Regions from separate parts of the Homo sapiens genome. Here region 2 is linked to region 1. The links are chromatin contacts, found by Hi-C or POLR2A ChIA-PET in ENCODE. All regions are on one chromosome and are shown on one strand. Each heading gives the region's core, a stretch centred on a gene start or an enhancer-like site at or near the end of the contact. The rest is flanking DNA. Distances are from core to core; before and after follow the strand shown. Region 1 holds the start of SLC7A11-AS1 (SLC7A11 antisense RNA 1). Region 2 overlaps SLC7A11 (solute carrier family 7 member 11).

Evidence for each region. A loop is a pair of places that touch in the nucleus more often than their neighbours do. ChIA-PET counts read pairs that join two places held with the same protein, here RNA polymerase II (POLR2A). Pooled maps may share reads with other maps.
Region 2: a map of Calu3 shows a loop between it and region 1 (13-fold over the local background). The contact joins the enhancer-like site here to the promoter of SLC7A11-AS1 in region 1. A Hi-C loop is called at or near these places in 32 of 168 maps with a recorded cell type or tissue (B cell, Caco-2, Calu3 and 22 more), 36 of 37 single-sample maps with no recorded cell type and 32 of 50 pooled maps. POLR2A ChIA-PET finds 5 or more read pairs at or near these places in 2 of 52 experiments (OCI-LY7 and WTC11).

What each region holds. Positions count from the first base shown.
Region 1 is chr4:138,086,744-138,092,612 of GRCh38, forward strand. SLC7A11-AS1 (SLC7A11 antisense RNA 1) reads left to right here and starts at 2,271. Exons shown (of 7, transcript NR_038380.1): 1 at 2,271-2,563; 2 at 4,091-4,237. LINC00616 (long intergenic non-protein coding RNA 616) reads right to left here. Exons shown (of 11, transcript NR_037866.1): 7 at 4,200-4,296.
Region 2 is chr4:138,179,841-138,185,864 of GRCh38, forward strand. SLC7A11 (solute carrier family 7 member 11) reads right to left here. Exons shown (of 12, transcript NM_014331.4): 7 at 5,281-5,404; 8 at 3,362-3,465; 9 at 2,457-2,553; 10 at 801-950. Among named protein-coding and RNA genes, the nearest start is that of LINC00616, 52 kb to the left of the region's middle. Within about 2 kb of position 1,556, at least 2 of the 41 ENCODE cell types and tissues checked have a DNase peak (open chromatin) inside an H3K27ac peak, as active enhancers do.

The sequences.
Region 1 (5,869 bases), core at 1,021-3,520:
TTGTATAATGACCCCCCTTTCCCCAAACTCTATTTCTGTTGTTAATTTCCTGAGGATTGTATAGAACGCTGCTTAAATGAGAAACATCAGTACTGAGGATGTAGGCAATGCCTTAATTGATCAGATAAACATGGTCCATTTAGTTTTGCTTTAACTCAAACTTCAAAGTACCAAGCTGTAGGTTTGCTACATTTTGGCAGAAGCAAAAAGCCTGAAACTCTTCAGGAGGTAAGGAAGCTATGGAAATTAGGCATCTGCCCAAAATCTAGGATAAAGAATAAACACTTAAAACTCATTTTAACATCTACTTTGAACTGAAAAGAAAAGGGCTCATGAGAACATTTGAATATAGGAAAAGGACAATTTTCAAGACTGTGAACTTGAACCCATTTGACAGCAGAGAATGTGATCTCAGGGCCATGTGATACTGGTCTGTCTTCATTAAAGTCCCATCAGCCCTACCAAGATGAAACAAACTTTCTAAATTTTCCTTTACTCTTCCAACTGCCATATGTGAGCTCTCGGTATGGACTTGCCTCGGGAGGATTTATATAGGCCTTTTGAACTTCTAACAGAGTCTCTCTTTTGAGTAACCATTTAAAAGATGATTAAATTTAATTAGACTGTATTTTTTCCTTTGACATGTGCCTTCAAAGTCCATTTTATTACATTCTTTTATCCTAGCAGCACACTAATGCTCTCGGGTGTAGGGCACCTTCAGATGCAGGAACACAGGAGGGAGATATTTATATACTCACTTAATCCCCTGGGAGTATTTTAGGAATGGCCGACATCTGACATCCATGCCTGCCCAGCAACACTGCCTGAGCTAATGTTGCTCAGGAATCAACTCAGACACATGACAATTTGGATGAGTAATCTGAGCCCTCCATACACCTGTCCTAGATAGGGGTTCAAGGTGCCCTTGGGTTGTATCATCTATTTATACCCTAATTATTTCTCTTTTGATGTTTTTCTTATTCTCTGAATTTATTGATAATAACTACACTTCGATAGTGTGTCCGGAACTGGTGGGTTCTTGGTCTCACCGGCTTCAAGAATGAAGCTGCGGACCCTCACAGTGAGTGTTAAAAGTTCCTAAGGGCGGTGTGTCCTGAGTTTGTTCCTTCTGATGTTCGGATGTGTTCGGAGTTTCTTCCTTCTGGTGGGTTCATGGGCTCGCTGGCTCAGGAGTGAAGCTGCAGACCTTTGCGGTGAGTGTCACAGCTCTTAAGGCACACTCTCGACTTGTTCGTTACTCCCCGGTGGGTTCGTGGTCTGGCTGGCTTCAGGAGTGAAGCTGCAGACCTTCACGGTGAGTATTACAGCTCATAAAGGCAGTGTAGACCCAAAGAGTGAGCAGTAGCAAGATTTATTGCAAAGAGCGAAAGAACAAAGTTTCCACAGTGTGGAAGGGGACCCTGTACAGTTGCCATTGCTGGCTGGGGCAGCCTGCTTTTATTCATCCTGCTGATTGGTCCATTTTGCAGAGAGCCAATTGGTCTGTTTTACAGAGAGCTGATTGGTCCGTTTTGACAGGGTGCTGATTGGTGCATTTATAATCCCTGAGCTAGACACAAAGGTTATCCACGTCCCCACTAGATTAGCTAGATACAGAGTGTCCACTGGTGTATTTACAAACCCTGAGCTAGACACAGAGTGCTGATTGGTGCATTTACAAACCTTGAGCTAGATACAGAGTGCCGAGTGGTGCATTCACAATCCCTTAGCTAGACATAAAAGTTCTCCAAGTCCCCACCAGATTCAGGAGCCCAGCTGGCTTCACCCAGTGGATCTCGCACCGGCCGCAGGTGGAGCTGCCTGCCAGTCCCGCGCCGTTTGCCCCCACTCCTCAGTCCTTGGGTGGTCGTTAGGACCGGGCGCCGGGAGCAGGGGGCGGCGCTCGTTGGGGAGGCTCAGGCCGCGCAGGAACCCACGGCGGGGGAGCGGGGAGAGGAGAGCAGGGAGGAGACTCAGGCATGGTGGGCTGCAGGTCCCGAGCCCTGCCCTGCAGGGAGGCAGCTAAGGCCCTGCGAGAAATAGAGCACAGCAGCTGCTGGCCCAGTTGCTAAGCCCCTCACTGCCCGGTGCTTGCGGGCTGGCCGGCCGGCTGCTCCGAGTGCGAGGCCCGCCGAGCCCACGCCCACCTAGAACTCGTGCTGGCCTGCAAGCGCCGGGCGCAGCCCCGCAAGCACCGCGCGCAGCCCGGCAAGCAACGCGCGCAGCCCCGGTTCCCGCCCGCGCGGAGCCCACGCCCACCCGGAACTCATTCTGTCTGGCAAGCGCCGCGCGCATCCTCGGTTCCCGCCGCGCCGTTGCCGCCGCTCCTCTCCCTCCTCACCTCCCCGCAAGCTGAGGGAGCCGGCTCTGGCCTTGGCCAGCCCAGAAAGGGGCTCCCACAGTGCAGCGGTGAGCTGAAGGGTTCCTCAAGCGCGGCCAGAGTGGGCGCCAAGGCCGAGGAGGCGCCCAGAGCCAGCGAGGGCTGCCAGCAAGCTGTCACCTCTCAATAGGAACTGGTACCAACCTACTTACGAAGAAGTATTTGTTTTAACCTGAACCTGGGGTAAGATTTACTCAAAGATTATTTCAGAGTCTAACCCACTCTTAAAACCATGTTTATACATTTACTAGAAATATAAGTCAGTGTCAATGGCATTACAGGGATCGATGGAAAGCAAGTACCTCAATACCTGTTCGACAATTAGGTCATGCAGAAAATCACTAGATGTACGATTCAGTAATTTTTACTTTTATTGGTAGAATTTGGAGAGAAGGAGAAGAAATATGACAAAGAGTAGCAGACATTTAAAGAAAAGGTAAAAGTCAACATTTGCAACCGGGTACTAAAGACTCATTCCTGTTAAAGGAGAGCAGATGTAACTGCTCAACTGCTTCACAATGCCTTTGGTGATAGCTCTTGCTGGGACATGTGGATGAATGCAGTTTTCTCTCTTCACAATTGCGTTGTTGCTTTAGCCAGAACGCTGTGGCATTTTACCAGCCTTTCCCTTCTTGGTCACATTTTTTACAAATATAAAGAAGAAAGAAAATGAACACATTGCAAGTAATTTCTTCTTCATTTTGGTGTGCTATTGAACAACACCGGTGTGCCCCTGTGGTCCTGGCTGCCTGCTTGCTGCTAACTTCCCCGGGCCTCTAAGGCTTGGGCATAGGGAGGCAGAAGATTGTTTGCGGTTTTTCGCTTTTTGCTTTTTCATTGGCGTGACAGTGCCCAGCAGTCTAGTCTATTCTTTCCTTTTTCATTTTTTCACTGGTGTGAAGGAGCACAGTCACTTAGCGAAAGAACGACCTGCGGCTAAAGGGAGCGAAGAAGAAAGGAGCAGGCCAGCCTGGCCTTTCTCTGTGGCCTGAAACTGCCTAAAGTTAATTGCTCACATAAGAAGAATAACTCGTGGTGCTGTAATTGAATTTTTATGGAAATAAACAGGTGGCAGATTTACTATAGCTGGGGGATAGTAGGGGGCGAAATGCTGTAGCCACATTAACCTGTTTAATTTAATAGCTTCGGTACTCATAGGGGGGAAAGAAAAAAGCAGTGTTGCTCTTTGAGTCAGTTGGATGCCAAATGTAAATAACTACAGTTACCCTAGCATGCCCAAGTGGTTGAGCAAAAAAGGGCTTTGTGCCAGCTTCAACTTGGTTTTCATGTTTATTAATTAAGCTCCTGGAAGTTTCAAAAACAGAAGTTTTAACTCACAAAGAACTGGGAAAAAAAGGAAGAGGAAAGAATTTGGCAAAGGGAAAATAGACCGATAGACAGACAGACGGACGGACGGACGCACGCACGCACGCTCGCTCTTCTTCCATTAATGGCACAGCACCAGTCTGTGATAGATATTAGGAGCACTCTATACTGGACACAGGAAGGAAAAACTAAAGGCTAGCTTTGCACGATGCTGCCCCCCAGTGGTAAGATTTTGGAAATGCATTTTTATATTAAGTAGAAGAATCAGTAACTGGTGAGATATGCAGAGAACACCATTAGCTTCTTGACGTAGCTGACGTTTACTTTTAAGCCAAATACCAGGAATAAAAGTTTGTGTTGAAATTTTTGTCTATTTGACTGCAGGGAAAAACAACATGAACTGTTCGTCTATCTATATCGTCATTATTTTTTACCTCATGGATTGAAACAAATTTTAAAGGAAAAAAGAATGTTAAGAAAGAGCAGCACTTACTATCAGGGAGGCACCTCACGAGCATTGTAAACACTCAGGTGAGTAAAACACGTGCATCCTCTGCCAGCTTTCCCAGGCTTGAGTGGTGGGCAGATTCCTAGATGAAGAATTTAAGATAAAATAGAGTTTGCTAAGTATTAAAAAGCACACAAAGAAAAATTAGTGTGAGCGTGAAGTAGAGTATCCAAAATTCATTTTATCAATAAGAAACACTTTACACACTATTTGAATTACCTCATCAAATACCTAATACCCAAGATTATCAGAACCAGAGAAATCCAGCCAAACATTGCAATGGAGCTAAAGAGTAAAAACAAACCCAAGACTAAGCTGGCAAGAAGTCAGAGAGCCTGAAGGGTGCTCTTTCCTCTTACCAGTTTTGTTTTTGGTCCCATAAACCTTTAGTAAGTCCTTGCTGAGTGCATCACACTTTACTGACTGCACTTTAGGGTGTCAACTGAAGAGTGATTAACTTCATAAATCTGAAAGGAGAGCTTAAAGGTTCTTCTCATGAAGGGTTGGAGCCTGCCGGCGACCATTCTGACAGACTGAGAAGTGTAGCCTCTGGCTAGAAGCTGGAAACAGGCATGTAGAGGGTAGGATAGGAAAAATAAGATGGATTTATGGCTAACAGGGTGGCTAAGTATACATATTCAGCAGGTCATAGAAGGAGATATAAATATTCACAAAGGGGAGGCACAGCATGTGTAACATGCATCCCATGTTCACTCTGGGATGAAGACTTAACATTTAAATGTGTTACAATTAGACCTTATACATCAAAAGGTGAACCAGAGGACACAAAGAACCTCTATGTGGCAGCCTACAAAGACGGGCCCCAGGAGCACTTCATGGTCAATGGTCTCTTATCAGGAAGGAATGCTGGTCAGTTGCTGTGTCGAAACTGTGAAAAGGGCCAGGTGCAGTGGCTTACGCCTGTAATCCCAGCACTTTGGGAGGCCGAGGCAGGTGGATCACCTGAGGTCAGGAGTTTGAGACCAGCCTGACCAACATGGCAAAACCCCGTCTCTACTAAAAATAAAAAATTAGCCAGGTGTGGTAGCAGCCACCTGTAATACCAGCTACTCGGGAGGCTGAGGCAGAAGAATCACTTGAACCTGGGAGGTGGAGGTTGCAGTGAGCCGAGATCGTGTCATTGCTCTCCAGCCTGGTCAACAAGAGTGAAACTCCATCTCAAAAAATGAAAATAAAAAATAAATTAAAAAAAAAAACTGAAAGGGAGGGGCAGCATCAGGCAGTTGGTTCCTATAGGTGGCAGAAGGAATCTTTCAAAAGGGCTGGTTACTGTTAAACACCTAGGGAAGAGAACCTAGTGGCGGTTAGCAAGGGAGGAGGTATACGAGGCACATCTGACCTCCCATCGTGTCATGGCTGTGAACTCCATTTTTAAGGTTTCTCTGAGGTCCCGTTGGGCAAGAAGGGGTCTATTCAGTTGGTTTAGGGACTTAGGATTTTATTTTTGTTTCTCAAAGGGCACTTTTACCCCATGTGCTGATGTCTGTCCGTGCACAGCCTCGGGCTCTTCTCTCCTCCGTCTGCATTTTTCCACATAATGGACCTCATTTCCCATCTATGGACCAATGACTTCCATATTTATTTCATCACCAAACCAGTTCCTATTATTTATCCTCATGTCTAATTTCTCACTC
Region 2 (6,024 bases), core at 306-2,805, 92 kb after region 1:
TTGAGATCCACAATAATAACTGACAGGAATAAAACAAGCCAACTCCTATTCAACCGCTAATAAAGATGCCACCAGCATTAGGCAATGAATATTACTAGAAACAAATCCTGACAACATGACTGACAACCTTATCTATGCCATTTCTTAAAAACAAATAAATCGTGAGGTCAAATCAATCCATGAGTCAAGTCTGAAGAAGATGACAAGCTTTTTCTCCAGTCCTCCAAAAGGGAGATGCTTACTTATGGTAAATGGGTATCAAGTGGTAAATTTGTAGATCTTCTCTTTCCCTGTATATTTTACATTTCTATTCTTTTTGGAGTGTATAATATAGAGAAAGAGCAATGTAACAAGTCACAACATTTAAGTACTTAAAATGCCTATTTTGTAAAGGCAAATTCCTTTTTGGAATTGGCATTAACAAAGTATCTCCCTTACTCCTCCTCACCATGGCTGTCCACAACTCTAGCATAAAGACAGACAGAAGTAGCCCATACTTTGAGTATATCAGGTCATTGAACACATTCATGAAAAATCAACATACCAAACATTCATTCATACAGTCATTTTTCAAAAATTTGACATACAAAGTTCAAGCCCATCACATAAAAAATTGGATCCACTGTTTTTTTTCCAACTTAAAATAAATCCAACAGGAAAGCACTGCCTGCAAGAGTTAAACATTTTTATTCCACAGATGCTGCCCCCAGCCCAACCTCCCCATCAGCAAGTTATGACAAAGGGAGGACTAGGTATTAGGAGAGAGATTTATGTAAACCCATCAAGATTGCTGAGGTTACCTTGAAAGGACGATGCATATCTGGGCATTTGTATCGAAGATAAATCAGCCCAGCAACTGCCAGCCCAATAAAAAGCCACCTGGCAAAACTGAGGAAATTCAAAAGACTGTCGAGGTCTCCAGAGAAGAGCATTATCATTGTCAAAGGGTGCTGAGGGGGGAAAGGGAAGCAAGCTTGGTGAATTCAGTGAAAACACAGATGATTAACAACAAAAACCTCACTATGCATTACGACCTTTTTCAAATAATTATTTATACCGATAAATTATCATCATAGTTAAAACTTGGATTTGACTAATCTCTTTTCTATATTCTGTTGTCATAATCCATTTACACACCAGTAACAGTATGAGAGTGATATGGCCATTATACTTTATTCAAGTGGAATTCTATATGAATGTTGTGTTGTGTTTTTAGTTCCTTTTGCATTTGAGAGAAGATAGTATGTCTTCAAAGAGTAAAAGAAAGGTTACTCAATGACTCAAAATTGAAAGACTCAAAGATTGAGATGATTAGTAAATAACCGATAATGAACAGTAAAAGAGGCCCAATTGGAAGATTTACAGAAAGCTCTGCAAATGCTCTCCGGTGAGCTCTTGGCTATCCACACCCAGGAAACACAGACACTCATAGGTGATTCTGTTGGCTCTTGATTGCAAAACATTGACCTTTTTTCCTCCACATTTACTCTCCTGGTGTGCTTGCCGTGTGTGACCCTCAAGACCACGGAGAAGAATGAAGCGCAGAGATCAGCTTAGCAAGTCTCTGCAGCTGCACATGCCAAGGACAGCATGACTGATAGCAGAGGCTTAAAATGAAAGCCCTCTTCACGGAATAATACATTCTGTTCCCACAAGTGACGTTAACATCCAGATTCTGCACAGAGAGTACACATACTTTAAAAAGAAATTTCAAGGAAACGTTCTGAAACAAATTAAATGCATGAAAAAAAAATGTTCAGTGCATTCTGTGGTGCTCCTGACAACAGACTCCAGTTGAGAGAAATGTTACAAAATCATCAGTAAAAATGAATATAACATTGCCAATGGGTATTTGAGGACTTTTACACCTCATACAGTCTTTTGTAGCTCACATTTCACACTTTGCTCTGCAGAAAGAATTTTACAACTCAAATTTACCTCGTGGTGCTTTTATTTTTATCCTGCAGGATAAAAGACACTTGCTCTCAAATGTCTCAAATGAATCATGGCACTGTCTAGGATTTTATCAATTGTTTCAATAATTTTGTGTGCATTTCATTATAAGGTGCCTAGATGATACATCTGGGTACTTTTTGGACTGTAGCTTTTTGCTCTACTTTCCTTAAGTCATTGGGACTTAATACTCTACATTCTTTTCTGTGAGGTGCTATGTCAATGAGAGGAGCCAAGCCAATCATTTTCCTTAGACCTTACACATTTCTGCAAAGATGAAAGTGAGGTGATGATGATTTTTGCCCCAAAGCATCAAAAAAAATAGGCATCAGAAACATGGAGTAAAGGGAAGAGATGGAAGATATCCTGCCTCCCAAACTCCACCATGACATACATTAGCAATGAATGAGAAAGTAAAATACTATCTAATGTCTGGTTGGAATTCCTTTTTGCTAACCTATTATTCAAGGTTATATCTAGATATACTTGTTAATATGCATTACCAAAACAATAACAGCTGGTAGAGGAGTGTGCTTGCGGACATGAATCATGGAGAGGATTTCTGGAAGGTGACCCTCTCGAGACGCAACATAGAATAACCTGATGGGAGAGAAATGTGGGTGGAGTTGACTGTATGATTGATCATTTCAAAGGGAAAATCCAAAAATCCCAGAGAAAACGTGCATCTTTTCATACCAAATGGTCAGGTATTCCTTAGGTGATTGCCTAAGTTCACTTTTCAAATAAGGTGGAGAAATATCATAGGAAATCTAAATTTGGATTTTACAAAATCTGCCAACATTATATTATTCTTTGAAGAGAAAGAATAGCAATATCTGACTCAGCATAGCTCTCTCTACATATAAATAGCTGATGGGAAATCTAGTTCTAGATTCCTAGTATTATATGTGTGTTGTCAATCCAATTCAACAAACACACACACATGCACATCCACAGGTACACACACCTATATGTAGCATTCACATTTATCTGATTGGCTTTTAATCGTATATTAAAACAAAAAGACTATTGCATCAAACTAAACAAAGGAAATACTGATGGTAGGGGTGGTGATTTCTGATGTCTCTTACTTTACTTTTTTCTTGGCATCTTCAGAGAAACAGAAAATTATATCACCAGAAATAAAATGCCATTGTTAGACTGTGGAAATACTATTTTTAAAAAAGCCACATGTCCGTCTTCCAAATAAGCTATTAATAGGCAAGCAGTGCCCTCTAATGGACAGAATAAAACGTGCTGTTGATACTTGGACCAATATTTCAATCTTGCATGTCCCTTTAAAAACAACAGGTTTGGAGGCACTATTTCTTTTCTTTTTAAAGTTATCCTTATCACATCCAATCTCAAAAACAGAAATGTGTTTCTGGAAATACATGAACTCACTCACCTGGAGACAGCAAACACACCACCGTTCATGGAGCCAAAGCAGGAGAGGGCAACAAAGATCGGAACTGCTAATGAGAAATTTCCCAGTAGCCGCTCAGAAAAGGTCTAGTGAAAGAAAGAACGAAGCAAATTAATGCCTTGCCAGAAAGTGGAATAAAATGAAACAATTTAGGCCAAACTTGCTCTATGACTTTCTATTAGCCTGGTGATACTTGTATGTTTTATAATTTCTCTCTTTGGTTAGGGTCAGACTAACTCCGTAGACAATAATCAAAAGCAAGGACCATGGCATTGCTTGTTGCAAAACTATAGTCAAAGATCTAAACAAGCACCTTCTCTCTACTTTCAAAAAGCAATGATCCATTTATCGAATCTTTATCAACTATGATGTGTATTGTCTCTGACTCTGACAAGTGATAAAAGCTCAAATCAGAAGTTCTACTGGAGATAGAAATCTTTCTGTATAATACGTTCTCTTTAGCCTGGAAAACCAAATTTTATATTGAAATACACTGAGAAGTATTACAGATATGTGTTTCATATGCCAATCCCATTCTTAGGAGGTAAATAAAATAATTGATGACTTAATAATTTATAGCATATACATGAGTAGCTCTGAAAATCTTTTTCCCAGAAAATCACACTAGCTAAATCTCTGTTTATAAAGTCCCTCCCTCCCCCTCATGTATGTGTCAATTTCTTTTGTGGTTTCCTATAAAAAGGCTAGAACACAAATATAAGTCCGATAAGCCACAGAAACTTAAAAGATAAACACAACTTCTAAAATGTTCTTTTATGCCATGATATGTGCGATATTGCAAATTTCCATGAAGGATGTATTTTCCAAAAAAAGAAAATGTGTTGGATTCATTAGTTGTCCTTGATGCAGCTGGTGCTATGCAATTAATGGGCCACATTATGCCCAAAGAATAAGTGCTGCCCTTTGTCTCAAAAGATGAGATGACTGACCTGACTTCAATAAGCTTTGTATATTTGATTGTCTGGTGGGACTTAGAGCAGTGGTCGAAGTCTTTTTCAATGTAGTGAACTCATACACAGGTTCAAATGAAATGAGATAATTTATTCCCTGTAGATGCTGCTGATATGAGGTAATACTAACTATTTTAAAAGGAACTGACATCAAGTAATGGGAACTTAACTTTTCACCATTCATTGTTATGAGGTCAAGAGTGAATGGTCTCTTACTAGCTAAGTTTTATGCAAAATAAAAGTGTATCACAGAATAACAGTCTTATAACATGATCTTTGGGGACAAAGATGGTCCTAGTGTCAAATAAATTTTGGAAAATGCTATAAAATTATGTGTATCCACTTCTTAGGGAGTTCAAATGCATGTTGGTATCTTTAATATTCTGAGAAGTATTATAACAACATCGGTTTAACTTTGAATAACCCAGTATTTCCTAAATTTATTAATATCGCAGGACTAGTATTCAAAAGGATATACTAGGAAAACCAAATTTATATGGTCCACATCAAAATTCTTAAGTGACACTTGGGGAAAGGATTCTGAGTTCGCATATGAAAAGTTTACAAACAGGAAAGTGTACAGAATAAATTGTAATTTGCATAGAAAAAATGCATTTATTTAGATTCAATAACTGTCCACCTATCTTTAAAGACATGCTGGGAGAATAAGCTTTGGCAGATTTTCAAGCATGTATGTGTGAAACTGTTTTATAAGAAATTAGAAATAATGGGAAATCATATAGGAATTTAGATATATCAGTTAAATGGAATATGCTAAGGTATGCTCTAAATTTTTTAAATATTCACTATTATTCAGGTCAAGAAAAGATTACTGAATTTCAAAACACTTTCTGCTAGAGGGAACTACTATAAAATTGCATCAGCTCATTAACCTAAATTCCAATTGGCATTTTCCCAACTTGGACTTACCACTGCCACTGCATTTGAAAGCAGCAGCTCCTCAGCATTAATGGTCGTAAAGTAGGCCACATTTGTCAGCACATAGCCAATGGTGACAATGGCCATGGATATACATATTGCAAGGGGAATGGTTCTGAAATGCACAAAGGAATCACTTATTCATTATCTTTTGTTAGCCATTCTCTGATACCGAAGAAAATAACAGGCTAATTCAAATGAAGAATATAATGGTATCTACAATAATTATAGGCTCTGTTGGGTATGTATAAACATTTCATCAGGGCAAAAAACCACATATTCCTTTGTAACTTAATAAGGTCCATGGGGGCAGATACTTCGTCTGTCTTGTCTATTGCTATACCCCAGAACATATGGATTTATGTCATTCATGTACTCCGTAAATGCTACAGCAGTGTTTCTCATACTTGAGATGCATCAGAATCACCTGCAGGGCTTGTTAAAACACAGACTGCTGAGCTCCACCCCACAGTTTCCAATTCAGTAGGATCTGCATTCCTTATATGTTCCTAGGTGATTCTGAGGCTGCTGATCAGGCCACACTTTGAGAACCACTGTCCTATAAACATTTCTAATACTAATTCACTGCCTTGACACCTTTCTAACACTAGTCCTTTAAAACACTTTTCACATTCAATGTTTTTTCCATCAATAGCTTTCATTCCCACCAAATAAACGCACACTTTTGGAAGTATGATAGTGGGATATATCTACCTTTCTAAATGTGGCCATAAT